2 separate regions of the Mus musculus genome follow, and region 2 is linked to region 1. Evidence: chromatin loops called from intact Hi-C (ENCODE). Cell type or tissue: left cerebral cortex. All regions are shown on one strand.

The links. Hi-C counts contacts between places; a loop is a spot of excess contacts. Peaks named below come from ENCODE experiments on the same cell type or tissue, not always from the same donor. Only the 100,000 strongest peaks of a DNase experiment are listed, where the experiment ranks them.
Region 2: a loop joins it to region 1, with 7 times the contacts of the local background. A loop is called at or near these places in 3 of 42 quality-filtered maps.

What each region holds. Positions count from the first base shown.
Region 1 is chr8:69,622,173-69,630,172 of GRCm38, forward strand. It overlaps Zfp868 (zinc finger protein 868), which reads right to left and starts at 3,376. Exons shown (of 5, transcript NM_172754.2): 1 at 3,263-3,376. In left cerebral cortex, CTCF peaks have their summits at 1,248 (motif pointing right), 3,067 and 3,563 (motif pointing right); DNase peaks (open chromatin) are centred at 3,092 and 3,387; H3K4me3 peaks cover 1,818 bases; H3K27ac peaks cover 1,075 bases.
Region 2 is chr8:69,897,025-69,905,024 of GRCm38, forward strand. Ndufa13 (NADH:ubiquinone oxidoreductase subunit A13) reads right to left here and starts at 4,996. Exons shown (of 5, transcript NM_001382215.1): 1 at 4,913-4,996; 2 at 4,518-4,708. The coding sequence starts at 4,611. It overlaps Tssk6 (testis-specific serine kinase 6), which reads left to right and starts at 5,160. Exons shown (of 1, transcript NM_032004.2): 1 at 5,160-6,494. The coding sequence starts at 5,284. The coding sequence ends at 6,105. In left cerebral cortex, CTCF peaks have their summits at 2,224 (motif pointing left), 4,555 and 5,725; DNase peaks (open chromatin) are centred at 4,673, 5,536 and 6,301; H3K4me3 peaks cover 3,602 bases; H3K27ac peaks cover 2,522 bases.

The DNA of each region.
Region 1 (8,000 bases):
GCAGGGATAAGGCAGGACGGGGGTGTGCTGGAGTCAGAGAGGATGGACCACAGCATGCACTTTATATACGTAGGAAATTGTTAAAGGGGAAATTTGTTTAAGTTATAAAAAAAAAATCTTAAAGAAAAACAGTATCATGAGTCATACTTGCTACTCCAGAACTTTGGAGGCAGCAAAAGAATCAGGAATTTGAGGCCATCCATACCTACACAAGGACCCACCTCAACATAATACAGAAATTAACTAAACCAAATCAAAACTTACATACTGCAACCAAGTAGAAATTAAGACAGGTATGCAAAACCAACTAAACTTCAAAATTCAAACTGGATGAAGCTCAATGGCAGAGCACACAAGAACCAGATTTCAATTCTCAACATGCACCTCCCCAAGAAAAGTTAGAAACGATGGAATCCACCATCAACAGTAAATAACAACAGTCACATGAGTGGGCTGGAGAGAGGGCGCCAATGTTAAAGCACTGCCTGCCTGCTCTTCCAGAGGACCCAGGTTCAATTCCCAGCACCCCGGTGGCTCACAGCCATCTGCAACACCAGTTCCAGGGGATCTAACACCCTCCTCTGTCCTCCCCAGGCACCAGCACACAGACTTACTTCTGTGGGCAATACACCCACAGAAATAAAATATAAAATTAATTTTAAATCATTATCATGCTATATTTAAGGGAGAATAAAACTGTATGTCAACAAAAGGGGAAGTAAGCTTCTTCGGAAGAAATAAAAAACTGGTTTTGCCCAAAGAAAATCTCAAAACTCAAAAAATTCAAGGAATTAATGTGATACCATAGCAAACATATAGGATACATAATTCTATCCTACTCCTGTACATTGGCAATAAGCAATAGGATATAAAAGGAAAAACACTACGCTGCTTGTACACCAGTAGAGATAAATGACACAAAGAAAATACACAAATAAAACAAAGAACTACAGACATACTGGGTGTGGTGTTGCACAGACTCAAAAGGCAGAGACAGGCAGACTGCTGTGATTTCCAGACCACACTGGTCTACAAAGTTCCAGAGTTCCAGGTCAGACAGGTCACAAGTGAGATTTTGTCTAAAAAAGACAAAATAAGGGGTTGGGAGGGGAAGTCCGCAGACATTAACTATAACTTTCTTTTTTTTTTTAAATTATGTATTTTACATGTATGGGTGTTTTGCTTCCACCACATGCATGCCTGGTACCCACGAAGGCCAGAAGAGGGCTTCATATCTCCTTGGAATGAAATTACAGAACGGTTTAAGCCACCATGTGGTCACTGGAAATCAATCTACAAGAGCAGCAGTGCTCTTAACCACTAAGCCAGCTCTCCAGCCTCACACTTCAAATCACCAATGAAAGCAATGAACCTAATAAAGCAAGTGCTACTGCAGGATCCTGGACGTGAAGTGTTGAAGGGCACAGTCGGCTGTGTCCTGTCCCAAGTTACTCCATACTGTGAGAAAACAGTGGTTTTCCAGACAATGCCTTGCCCTGAGTGACTCCATTTGACTCCATTTTGAGGAAAGAGAATGACTCCAGCCCCTTGGTACATGCACAAACAATACTATCTGTTCAGCCAGATATCACAGGCTTGTTCCTGAGAACAGAAAGAGGGCTACTCTGTAAGTTTATCAGGGTGAGTTGAGACTAGATGGGCATGTATTACAATGCTATCAGGGAAACCAGGGAAGGGCATAAATCCCTCTCCTGGCCTCTTAAATTGATAGACACCTACTAGCACTAGGATGTCTGACCCCAAACCATCCTATCGTCTGATAACTAGTATATAGATGAAGAAAGGACAAGTAGAGACTTTTGTCCCTGAGGTTTCAATAGGCCCCATGACTCACCTACTCACCTGCCTGGCCTTCCACCTAGTCCCTATCCAGACCTGGACCTGAGCCCACAGTTGCCTGCTCTCAGGGCCTTCTATCTAGAACTAAGCAGCATGGCTGACAAGCCTGAGTCCTCTCTGTGACTTCATCAAAGGCTCGCTCCCTGTGGCACAATTGTTTTGAGTTCCTTTTCATATCAGGACAAACTCTACCTACATTTCTCTCAGCCTACTTCTAAGTATTCATTTTATAAACTAAATATATGCAGAGATATACTGTGTGCTTTGACATGAGAATTAATATTAACAATTAAAACTAAAAGAAGGGCTGGAGAGATGGCTCAGTGGTTAAGAGCATTGACTGCTCCTCCAGAGGTCCTATGTTCAATTCCCAGCAACCACATGGTGGCTCACAACCATCTGTAATGGGATCAGATGCTCTCTTCCATTGCGTCTGAAGAGAGCGAAAGTGTACTCACATACATAAAATAAATAAATCTTAAAAAAAAAAGACTAGAATAAAACCCACATTAACCTTGTCCTAATTACAAATGTAAGTGAAATCACTTGGCAAATTGCTGCCATCAAAACCTTTTAAGTTTATTGTTATTCAAAAATATTTGATACTTTGGGGAGATACAAATGTGTCTATCTTATTTCTAGCATAGTATGCTCATGTTCTCAGTTTAAACTAGTAGTTCAACATACTTCCAATAAAAATGCTAAAATAAACAAGAAATAAAGGTTGTGTGGAAATGAAGAAAAGGACCAGAATGGTGAACACAATACAGAAGAATCGACTACAATGCTTCCTGACTAACAGTTCTCGGCGAACCTCGGTACGCAAAACAATGCACTATTTGAGGGAAGAAAAATTAACAAGCCCACAAATGCATAAGCAGAAATAAAAACAAAAATATAATCAAAGGATGTCTGACCGAAGAACAAAATAAATTCAAGGAGACAAGTCATCTTTCCCAGAGCTGGTTTTAAACATCTTTGCAAAGAAACTCACTGGACTTTACAAATGTCGTAAAATTAACCTAAAGAGGTTGCCACACTTACATGTGGAAAGCAAAGTTCAGAACTTCTCGAAGACAGCACAAAGAACCTAGACAGCCTTAGTCTAGCAAGCAGCCTTCAGCGCACCACCAAAAGCAGGACGTCCCCGCCAGCCCGGATCGTGACGTCATCCGCGTACTGGCTTCCGCCCATCCCCCGCCCCCCGCAGGGCGGGACCTCCCGCTCAGCGCTGACGCCAAGAGGATCAGGGCGGAAGTACCTACGGACCGCAGGCGGAGGCCCAGGTCGCAGCCCCGACGTCCCCGCGTTCACTGCCCCAACCCCAGGGAGGACCCACCACCCCGGCTCCCGCAGCCCAGCCGGCCGCTCCTCCCATCAGGGGACAGCGGCCCTCGCTCACCATTGCCAGGCTCCGAGCTCACCCGCGCTCCCCCACACAGCTCCAAGCACTGGCTCCCACAACGGCTTTCCTCAGTTTCGGTGAAGAACCTTTAGCTAACATGGCGGCCGAAAAGAACCCGCCCCCCCGCCTCCTAGAAGCTTCTGATTGGACAACCTGTCTGTAGCTCCTGATTGGTTAGAACTGCTCTAGGTGATCTGAGTGACAGGAGTAGCTCCTCTTGCAGTTCCTTAGGCTGTGAGTCTAGAGCCCATTGTTTAGTGTTGCGGTGGCCAGCAGGTGTCAACATAGGTTCATGGCTCTTGTGTACCTCTAGGTGTGCCCTACTGAATGATTCCAGGACCCTGACCAGTGAAAATAGTTAACGATGTCAGGCCAGTTTTGTGACTCTGACTTACCTAGGGACAAGTCCGCTGAAAGAACCAAACTAGTGTTTGGTGATGACAGTTCAGGGGGCACTGTACCATAGCTTCTTCAGAATATTTTTGTTGAGACTCTTCCTTTATTGTGTACAAGAGCCTCAAACTCGTAGTCCGCCTCAGTCAATGTGCCTAAAGCCATTTTTTTTCTTTTCTTTTTTATTGGATATTTATTTACATTTCATATGTTATCCCCTTTCCCGGTTTCCCTCCCTCCAAGAAACACCTTATTACATTCTTCCTCACCCTGTTTCTATGAGGGTGTTACTCCACCCAACCACACACCCACTCCCACCTCCCAGCCATCAATTCCCCTATACTGGGGCATCTATCGAGCCTTCATAGGACCAAGGACCTCTCCTTCCATTGATGCATGACAAGGCCATCCTCTACTTCAGTCCTTTCTCTAACTCCTCTATTGGGGAATCCCATGCTCAGTCCAATGATTGGCTGCCAACATCCATCTCTGTATTTGTAAGAATCTGGCAGGGCCTCTCAGGAGATAGCCATATCAGGCTCCTTTCAGCATGCACTTCTTGGCATCCACAGTAGTGTCTGGGTTTGGTAACTGTATTTGGGATGAATCCCCAGGTGGGACAGACTCTGAGTGCCCTTTCCTGTAGTCTCTGCTCTACACTTTATCTCCATATTTGCTCCTGTGAATATTTTGTTCTCCTTCTAAGAAGGACCGAAGCAACCATACTTTGTTCTTCCTTCTTACTGAGCTTCATGCAGTCTGTGACTTGTATCCTGGTTATTTGGAGCTTTGGAGCTAGTATTCACTTATCAGTGAGTGTATAAAATGTGTTTTCTTTTGCACCTGGGTTACCTCACTAAGGATGATATTTTCTAGTTCTATCCATTTGCCTAAGAATTTCATGAATTCGTTTTTAATAGCTGAGTACTACTCCATTGTGTAAATGTACCACATTTCCTGAATCCATTCCAGATTTGAAGGATCAAATCTTCAAATCAGGGATCAGGGTTGTTTCCAACTCCTACCTCTTATAAAAAAGACTGCTATGAACATAGTGGAGCATGTGTCCTTCTTACATGTTGGAGTATCTTCTAGTTATATGCCCAGGAGTGGTAGAGCTGGGTCCTCAGGTAATACTATGTCCAATTTTCGAGGAACTGCCAAACTGATTTACAGAGTGGTTGTACCAGCTTGCAATACCACCAACAATGGAGGAGTGTTCCTCTTTCTCCACATCCTCTCCAGCATCTGCTGTCACCTGAGTTTTTGATCTTAGCCATTCTGACTGGTATGAGGTGGAATCTCAGGGTTCTTTCGATTTACATTTCCCTGATGACTAAGGATGCTGAACATTTCTTTAGGTGCTTCTCAGCCATTTAGTATTTCTCAGTTAAGAATTCTTTGTTTAGCTCTGTACCCCATTTTTAATAGGGTTATTTGGTTCTCTGGAGTCTAACTTCTTGAGTTCTTTGTATATATTGGATATTAGCCCTCTATCAGATGTAGGGTTGGTAAAGATCCTTTCCCAATCTGTTGGTTGCCTTTTTGCCTTATTGACAGTGTCATTTGCTTACAGAAGCTTTGCAATTTTATGAGGTCCCATTTGTCAATTCTTGATCTTACAGCACAAGCCATTGGTGTTCTGTTCAGGAATTTTCCCCCTGTGCCCATATCTTAGAGGCTCTTCCCCACTTCCTCCTCTATAAGTTTCAGTGTTTCTGGTTTTATGTGGAGGTCCTTGATCCACCTAGATTTGAGCTTTGTATAAGGAGATAAGAATGGGTCAATTTGCATTCTTCTACATGCTAACCACCAGTTGAGCCAGCACTATTTGTTAAAAATGCTCGTTTTTTATACTGGATGGCTTTAGCTTCTTTGTCAAAGATCAAGTGACCATATGTGTATGGGTTCATTTCTGGGTCTTCAATTCCATTCCACTGATCTTCCAGCCTGTCTCTGTATCAATACCATGCAGTTTTTACTACTATTTCTCTGTAATACAGCTTGAGGTTGGGGATGGTAATTCCCCTAGAAGTTTTTTTATTGTTGAGAATCATTTTCGCTATTCTGGGTTTTTGTTATTCCAAATGAATTTGCAAATTGTTCTTTCTAACTCTAGGTAGAGTTGAGTTGGAATTTTGATGGGGATTGCATTGAATCTGTAAATTGCTTTCGGCAAGATGGCCATTTTTACTATATTAATTCTGCCAGTCCATGAGCATGGGAGATCTTTCCATCTTCTGAGATCTACTTCGATTTCTTTCTTCAGAAACTTGAAGTTCTTGTCATATAGATCATTCACTTGCTTAGTTAGAGTCACACCAATATATTTTATAGTGAAGGGTGTTGTTTCCCTAATTTCTGCCTCAGCCTGTTTATCCTTTGAGTAGAAGAAGGTCATGGATTTGTTTGAGTTAATTTTATATCCAGTCACTTTGCTGAAGTTCTTTATTAGCTGTAGGAGTTCTCTGGTGGAATTTTTTGGGTCACTTAAGTATATGATCATGTCTTCTGCAAACAGTGATATTTTGACTTCTTTGTTTCCAATTTGTACCCCTTGACCTCCTTTTGTTGTCTAATTGCCCTAGCTAGAACTTCAAGTACTATGTTGAATAGATAGGGAGAGAGTGGGCAGCCTTGTCTAGTCCCTGATCTTAATGAAATTGCTTCAAGTTTCTCTCCATTCAGTTTGATGTTGGCTAGTGATTTTCTGTATATTGCTTTTATTATGTTTAGGTATGGGCCTTGAATACCTGATCTTTCCAAGACTTTTAACATGAAGGGATGCTGAATTTTGTTAAATGCTTTTTCAGCATCTAATGAAGTGATCATGTGGGGGTTTTTTCTTTGAGTTTGTTTATGTAGTAGATTACATTGATGGATTTCCATACATTGAACCATCCCTGCATCCCTGGGGTGAAGCCTACTTGATCGTGGTGAATGATCATTTTGATGTATTCTTAGATTCAGTTGGCAAGAATTTTATTGAGTATTTTTGCATAAATGTTCATAAGGGAAATTGGTCTGAAGTTTTCTTTCTTCATTTGGCCCTTGTGTGGTTTAGGTATAAGTGTAATTGTGGCTTCATAGAATGAGTTAGATAGTGTACCTTCTGTTTCTATTTTGTGGAATAGTTTAAAGAGTATTGGTAATTAGGTCTTCTTGAAAGGTCTGTTAGAATTCTCCACTAAACCTATCTGGTCCTGGGCTGGTTTTGGTTGGGAGACTTAATGACTGCTTCTATTTCTTTAGAGGTTATGGGATTATTTAGATGGCTTATTTGATCCTGTTTAACTTTGACATCCTGTATGTATCTAGAAAATTGTCCATTTCATAAAGATTTTCCAATTTAGTTGAGTATAAACTTTTGTAATAGGATATGATGATTTTTTAATTTCCATGCTTTCCGTTGTTATATCTCCCTTTTCATTTCTGATTTTATTAATTTGGATACTGTCTCTGTGTCCTCTGGTTAATCTGGTTAAGGGTCTATCTATCTTGTTGATTTTCTCAAGGAACCAGCTCCTGGTTTTGTTGATTCTTTGTATAGTTCTTTTTGTTTGTACTTGGTTGACTTCAGCCCTGAGTTTGATTATTTCCAGCCTTCTACTTCTCTTGGGTGTATTTGCTTCTTTTTGTTCTAGATCTTTCAGTTGTACTATCAAGCTGGTAGTGTAAGTTCTCTCCAGTTTCTTTTTAGAGGCACTTAGAGCTATGAGTTTTCCTCTTACCACTGCTTTCATCGTGTCCCATAAGTTTTGGTATGATGTGTCTTCATTTTCATTAAATTCTAAAAAGTCTTTAATTTCTTTCTTTATTTCTTCCTTGACCAAATTATCATTGAATTGAGCAATGTTCAGCTTTCATGTATATGTATGCTTTCCATTGTTTTTGTTGGTATTTAAGGTCAGCCTTAATCCATAGTGATCTGATAGGATGCATGAGATTATTTCAATCTTCTTGTATCTGTTGAGGCCTATTTTGTGGTCAATTATATGGTCAGTTTTAGAGAAGGTACCATGAGGTGCTGAGAAGAAAGTATATTCTTTTGCTTTAGGATGAAATGTTCTATAAATACCTGTTAGATACATTTGATTCATAACTTCTGTTATTCTCACTGTGTCTCTGTTTAATTTCTGTTTCCATGACTTGTCCATTGCTGAGAATAGGGTGTTGAAGTCTCCCACTACTGTTGTGTGGAGTGTATTGTGTGCTTTGAGCTTTAGTAAAGTTTCTTTTATGAATGTGGGTGCCCTTGCATTTGGAGCACAGATGTTCAGAATTGAGAGTTCATCTTGGTAGATTTTTCCTTTGACCAGTTTGAAGTGTCCTTTCTCATCCT
Region 2 (8,000 bases), 270 kb after region 1:
TGAGATGCACAGTGGCCCTGCTTCCCTGGGGCTGGCTCAGCTGGTAGAATACTTGCCTGCCTAACACGATAACCTCCTGGGTTCCATCCCTAATAACACAAACCAGGAGTGGCAATGCATGTCTGTGATCCCACCACTTGACTTGGGAAGTGGAAGCAGGAGAAACAATAGTTCAAGGTCATCCTTGGTTACATAGGGAGTCTGGGGCCATCTTAGGCGTAGGCTGGGAGTAATATAGAAAGGCTTGAGTGGCAGAGGCAGGTAAACCCCATCAGCCCCATCTACATAGAGGTCTAGACCATCAAGCGCTCCTATAATCCCAGCGCTCAGGAGGTGGGTGGGGCACAAGAACTGGCTTCCCCAGTTTACTGCAAGCTCCAGCCCAGCCAGGGATACAGAGTGAGAACCTGGTTCAAACAAATAGAGGAGCTGTATACAGCATCATACAGCCCCTGACCCAACTCACAATGGATACATAAAAGTACTCTAGACAAACACAAATGCAAATTCCTTAAATAAGAGAACCATTCCTGTTGTAAAGGACACCATTAGCTCAACAGGCCACAGGGAATCACAATATTTGCAGAGATGACATAGGAGCCAAGATACAGACTCAAGTCACCAATAATGAAGAACACATACGCTGCCTGGTGCAGTGACTCAACACCTTTAATGTCAGCACTCAGGAGTCAGAAGCACAGGAATCTCTGAGTTCAATGCCAACCTGGGCTACAATGTAAGTTCCTGCCCAGCCTGGAGCTACACAGTGAGACTGTTTCAAACCCCCAAACAACAACAATGAAAGGGCTGCCTGGTGCAGAACACCAGGGTGCTGGTGAAGCTGAGGGAGGCGCAGAACACAGGCCTGTCCGAAACCAGTCTGGGAGACGCCAGTTTGAGGTCTGCTCACAGGGAGGCTCCTCCTCACTTCCCCAGGCTACAGCAGTTCCTGGCGACCAGGAGCAGAGGCACAGGTAGGAATGCTGACACTATGAGTCCATCAGCTAGACTGGAAGCTCTTTGGGAAAGAACCAGCCATGTGCAGTTAGCTAGGCTGGAACTCAGGACAAAGGCCACCCGTGACTACACAAGAAAACTTCCGCAGAGCTGGAGTCATGGCTCTGAGGTTAAGTGTAGGGACAGAGTTCTGTGCCCCAAACTACAATGGGTGCCTTACAGCCACTTACAACCCCAACTCCAGGGAATTTGATGCCTTCCTCCAGCCTCCATAAGCACCTGCATTCCCGTGCACATACAGACACTTCAGTCTTATCCATGTGTGCTGGGGCTCTTCTTCAATCCCAGCAGTTGGGAGACAGAGACAGGCAGATCTCTGTGAGTTTGAGACCAGTCTGGTCTACATGGAGAGCCAGCCATGGCTACATAGTGAGACCCAGTCTCTAAATGAGGCACATGGCTGAAGTGGTAGACGACCTGCTAACAGGCATAAGCCCTGGGATCCCTATTCACAGTGAAGAAGCTAGGCTTAGTGACACACACCAAGTGTCACCCAGCATTCAGGAGGCAGAAGCAGAAGAATCAGAAACTCAGGGTCATCCTCGAAAAGGGCTACAATGAAACCTTGTCTCTAAATAAATGCAGGAAGACAAACATTATATGCCGGGCAGTGGCGCACACCTTTAATCCCAGCACACAGGAGGCAGAGGCAGGCAGATCTCCGAGTTTGGTGCCCAGCCTGGTCTACAGAGTGAGTTCTAGGACAGCTAGGGCTACACAGAGAAACCCTGTCTCAAAAAACCAATAAACAAATAAATAAGTAAGACACCCTGACTTGAGGAGACCACTAGCTCAGTCTAAGTGCAGGCCTAAGTGGGCCACACTTCAGAGAAAGCTGAAAGAGAGAGGCTGGCAAAAATGGTTCAGCTGGTAAACACTAACTGCAGAATGGAACCCACAGAAAGACAGAAGAAAACTGACTCTGCAAAGCTGTTCTCTGACCTCCACATTCCCACGCTCCCCACAGACATTCAAGCACAATAATAAATACTAAAAAGTAGGGCGGGGGGGGGGGGGGAGCCAGGCAGGGTGGCACATGCCTTTGATCCCATGAGTTCCAGAATAGCCAGGGCTATATTGGGGTGTGGCAAGGTGGGGGTGGGCGTGGGCGGGCACTTGCTGTTCTTGCAGAAGACATAGGCTCAGTTTGCAGCACCTACATGGCAACTCACATAACTTCAGTTCCAGGGAATCTGATGACCTCTTGTGGTTCGCACAGGTACCAGTCATGCGTGCAGTATACATGCATAGATGCAAGAAATCAGAACCATACAGTTTTTAAATGTTTAAGGAAGAAAGAATAAAGATAGAGGCTGGCAAGATGAGTAAAAGGGCTGAATCCCTAAGACCCATGGGGCAGAAGGAAGCACATTCCTCAAGTTGTCCTCTACCCTTTATGTGCAAAAGAGGCGCATTCACATCTGTACTAAGTCACACACAAAATGTAAGAAAAAAGAAAAAAGGAAGAGACAGGAGGGAGAAGTGGACAGAGGATCTGCCTCACTGTCAGAACAGCAGGTGAGGCCCTGGGAATGGGGAGGGTATTCTAGTCTGCCATCTGTGTCTCAAAAGGCCTGGAGGGGGCTGGAGAGGTGGCTCAGAGGTTAAGAGCACTGGCTGCTCTTCCAGAGGTCCTGAGTTCAATTCCCAGTAACCACATGGTGGCTCACAACCATCTGTAATAGAATCCAATGCCCTCTTTTGGTGTGTCTGAAGACAACTACAGTGTACTCATATATATATATAAAATAGATAAATATTCCTTTTTTTTCCTTTCTTTTTTTGGTTTTTCCAGACAGGGTTTCTTTGTGTAGCCCTGGCTGTCCTGGAGCTCACTCTGTAGACCAGACTGGCCTTGAACTCAGAAATCCGCCTGCCTCTGCCTCCCCAGTGCTGGGATTAAAGGTTTGTACCATCACTGCCTGGCTAGTTTTTGGGTTTTAAAACCAGTTTCTCACAATATGTTCCTGGCTGGCTGGAACTTGACATTTGGATTTGGACCCTGGAACAAGGGACAGAGGTTCATATTTTACATACCAAAGCAGCGTGACCTGGCCTCCAGGTTCTCCCAGCATCCCTCAGTCTGTACCTGGCACATCTTGCCCACAACTCTCAACTATCTAGCCCAGGGTCTGGGCTGCCCTTCACCAAGAGGCTCTTCTCTATATAATCCAGAACCAAACACTCTCCACATAGCCTAGGCTAGCCTTGAACTTGTTGTGACCCATCTTTGCTTCTCATGTCTAGAATCACAGGTGAGCCATCACACAGGACCAGAACATTTTGTTTGCTTAGTTGAGGCACAGTTTCTATAATATGCACATTAAAGTCTGATGAATTAAAATCTAAAAATCTGAATTTGTAGAAGGTGGAGTTAGCAAACTCAGGTCCTTTGGAAGAGCATCAATGCCCTTAACCACTGTGCCATCTTACAGTCCCTAAGCCCATCTCTCTCTTCTTCTAGGGTGAGATGGGATCATGTAGTCCAGGTTGATCTATGTAGCCCAGGATGACCCTAACCATCAATCCGTTTTGCTTCAGCATCCAAAATGCTGAGATGATGGGTGTGCACCACCAAGTCCTGTTTATGCAGTGCCAGGGGTGCGACCTAGGGCTTTGAAAGGCTAGGCAGGCACTCTACCAATTGGGCCCCAGTTGCTAACTACTGTATTTCTGTAACTCTGAGCACTGACAGTGGGGACTTTAACTTTCTTCATATTCTTTTCCTGTTGAAATCGATAATAAAATTCTAAATGTTACTTAAAACACTTTTAAAAACTTAAAAACACAGCCTGGTGGGCACATGCCTGTCATCCTGGTACTATGAAGGCATAGAGTTGGGGTGTTCATAATTTCAGGCTGGCCTGGGCTCCACGAAAGCCGGTGGGGGTGGGGGCTGGGGGTGGGCAGAGAATGCCAGAAGAGGAACCAGCACTAGGGAGGCTAGAGTTTAAGACTAGCCTTCTATGCTATGTTACAATCAACACACATCTTGCCTTGGGTGGACCTGTCTGTCATCCCAGCAATCCATTGGCAAAGGCAGGGTCGCCACGAGTTTGAGGCCAGCCTGGGCTATATAGTAAGTCCCTATCTGCAAAAAAAAAAAAAAAAAAAAAAAAAAAAAAAAATTTAAAAACATTAAAAAAAAAATACGTATAACGGTGCATACCTATGAGCATAGCCTTCGGAAGTGAAGGCAAGAGATCAGGAGTTCTAGATCAGTCTCTGCTACGGAGTTTGAGGCCAGCCTAAAACAAAACAAAAGCCTCCAAACTCCAGGTTAGTGCTTCTCGCAGGCTTAGTTTCCAGGCCCGTGGAAGCCAGCTGGAAACTAGGGGACATGAACATTCTGGCTTCCGGGATGCTGCACTAGAAAACCAAGATTCCAACTCAGCCTCCGCTCACACTGTGCACTCTGAAGCCCGCAGGCTGCCCTCTCTCGTCTAACCGCATAACAAAAGCCTGGTCTGCGACGAACAGGACGACACTGAGACACTGACCCGACAGTCCCCGGCGGGGCAGGTTCCGCTTGTAGTCGATGGGGCCGTAGCCCCCTGGCGGGGGCATGTCCTGCTTCACCTTCGACGCCGCCATACTTGCAGGACCCGCAACTTCCGGCCACCAGCGGAAGTGAGGCAACGCGCGACCACCATTTTGAGTGTGGCGGAAGTTCCGTCACCCAGGAGGTTCCCTATAATTTGGAAGCGTTACGCTAGCCTTGCTGCGATCCGGAAGTCAGTCCCTCCTCCCTCTGGCCCTAGGCAGGGAGTAACTGTGGTCTGCATCTAGAGCTCTCTCGGGCGTGTTTCTTGCACTAAAAACCTTGGGAGTTCACCTACTTTCTTTCGTGAGCCATGGTAGCCAGGCTCGAGGCAACAGGCTGGTTCCCACCCACCTGAGCACCATCACTTCAGGGAGGGACTTGTCCTGTTCCACATCAGTGGGCAGTCTCCTCGCCAGTGACTTCTCACGAGGAACTGACCATTAAGGGCGATTGAGTCACAAAGCCTAAGAAGGGTTTAGGGAGCCCGCGGGGCGGGGGAGGGAGGGTCCCCGCCCCAAGGCCGAGTGACGCCCGCAGTCACTTCACAAGGCAGAAATTGTTACCCGGGCAATAAAAGTCATCGCGGCTGTAGGGCCTTGGGAGTGGGCACATGGGGGCACGGGGGTGCAGGTGCCAAGCACCATGGGTTAGGCCCGAGATTGGAGTCCGGCCGCCCCCCGACAGCAGCCGCCTCCTGCTCCCCGCGCGCCCCGGGCGCCACCATGTCGGGCGACAAACTCCTGAGCGAACTTGGCTATAAGCTGGGCCGCACGATAGGTGAGGGCAGCTACTCCAAGGTGAAAGTGGCCACCTCCAAGAAGTATAAAGGGACGGTGGCCATCAAGGTGGTGGACCGCCGGCGAGCGCCTCCGGACTTCGTCAACAAGTTCCTGCCTCGAGAGCTGTCCATCCTGCGGGGAGTACGGCACCCGCACATCGTACACGTTTTCGAGTTCATCGAAGTGTGCAATGGGAAGCTGTACATCGTGATGGAGGCAGCAGCCACCGACCTGCTGCAGGCAGTGCAGCGCAACGGGCGCATCCCGGGGTCGCAGGCGCGCGAACTCTTCTCGCAGATCGCGGGCGCCGTGCGCTACCTGCACGACCACCACCTGGTGCACCGCGACCTCAAGTGCGAAAACGTGCTGCTAAGCCCTGACGAGCGCCGCGTCAAGATCACGGATTTCGGTTTCGGCCGCCAGGCGCACGGCTACCCAGACCTGAGCACCACCTACTGCGGCTCGGCCGCGTATGCGTCACCTGAGGTGCTCCTGGGCATCCCCTACGACCCTAAGAAATACGACGTGTGGAGCCTGGGCGTTGTGCTCTACGTCATGGTCACCGGGTGCATGCCCTTCGACGACTCGGACATTGCTGGCCTACCCCGGCGCCAGAAGCGCGGCGTGCTCTACCCTGACGGCCTCGAACTGTCGGAACGATGCAAATCCTTGATCGCCGAGCTGCTACAGTTCAGCCCGTCTGCCCGGCCCTCGGCGGGCCAGGTGGCGCGCAATGGCTGGCTGCGGGCCGGGGACTCCGGCTAGGAGCCGGGGTTCTCGCTGTTCCCGCCGCACCAGGCACAGAGCCAGGGCGGCGCACGCGCGAAGGGCGAGCTTCGGGAAACCCGCGAAGTCGCCGCGCGCCACTGCGCACGCGTCCTGTCCCTTCCCCTTCCCCCACGGCGGCGGCCCTCTGAGGCCTGCTGTTGGGTTCTGATTCCTCCTGCACAAACTGATTGCTGGAGAGCGCATGCGCATCCTCGATTTCTGGCGAGAAGGCCCCGGGAGGGGCGCAAAGAGAAGAGAGAGAAGCATTGCGCCTGCGCAGAATGAGCTGTTGCACGGTGGGTTGCCATGCTACAGAGAAACCGTGGGCCAGCCGTGCACGCTAAGTTCCAGGTTGGAACCTGCAATAAATTCGCTCTTCCTTGCAACTGGGGTTAGCGGTGGAACCTTGTCACTGAGCAGGGGGTGGGAAGTTTTCGGCAACTTAGAGAAAGGCGAGTATGTGGAAATTCTACCTTTAGACCTAAAAACCGGAGTAGGGAGATTCAAATCCTGATTCTTCACGTCCCTAAACTGGATAAATTCCTAAAAGTTCTATAGTCATCCGCCAGGATCTGATGATACTTGAATTGGGATCAGCGGGACTGCCTGTTGGCTGGAACAGCATTTACAGATGTGACACCCACATAGGTGTCAGTTGTGCAGAGACAGGTGTGGATTGTACTCAGGTCTCTGGAAGCCGGGAGTCCTTGGTGATGGTTGTTTTCCCTATGGGAAAAGTTTACAGGGAAAAACCAGACCCATCTACTGATGATCTCTTGATTTGTTGTTGGTGGTGGTGGTGGTGATTTTGTGTGTCAAAGTTAGATCAAATACCTCACTATGCAGCCTAGGCTGGCTTGTAACTTGGATTCTCCTGCCTCCACTTTCCAAGGTGTGCAGTCCAGTTCTGCATGTCTTGAACCAGATATTGGGATTTTGAGAAGCTTCAACCATCCTTGCCTTCAACAAGGATGCAAGTGCAAGCCAAGTAAAAGAAGAGCCGAGATGTGGGGATAATTGTACGTTGTGAGGAACTCCCGTGGGCGGTGGTATCCAGAGACAGACTCAAGCTGGCCTCAGCCCCAGCTCCCCTCTACTCCACAGGTTTCTGGTGCCCTGGAGTTTTTGAATGTGAAAACTTTCCTCATGCTGGGCCCTAACTGCGGCATTGGCAGATGGGGAGACTGAGGCTATAAGAGGGGAGAGGCCTAAAGTCTGGGGCTAGCTGGAGTATGCCAGAGTCGAGAAAAAAACCCACTCCCCTGGCAGTGGGCAGAGGGAGCCAATGGATACAGGCTGTGCTTTGTGTTCCGCACCTGAGAAGTAGGGCTTGGGAAGGCGGGGGCTCAGTAGACTCAGGGTTTGTATTTCTATATTGTCTTTTGAGATTCCAGTACACAAGTTGACTACACCACCCACTTCCCATTGCCCTTCTTCCTAGTGTTGGAGGTAGAATCGAGAACCTTACTCTCTGAGCCAGCCAGCCCCCCCAACCCCCCGCCCCTCACTGGGCATTCTAGGGGCATTCTAGGCATGGGTTGCACCACTGAGCCACAGGCCAGGCTTGTTGTAGAGACAGGTTTTGCTATGTAGGCATAGACTACTCACATGTAACCCAAATAGAAAAATGGGGCAATCCTCTTGCCTCTTGGGCAGTATGCACCAGGTATGCACCAAGACCAGTTACCCATTTTTCTTCTCTGTCTGTCTATGGGTTTTTGTTGTTGTTGTTTGGTTTTGTTTTCAAGATAATATAGCTCTGGCTATCCTGGGACTATGTAGACCAGGCTGGCTCCAAACTCCACGTGCCTCTGCCTCCTGAGTGCTGGGATTAAAAGTGAGCACCACCACACCTAGCTGCTTTTTTTTTTTTTTTTTTTTTTTTTTTTTTG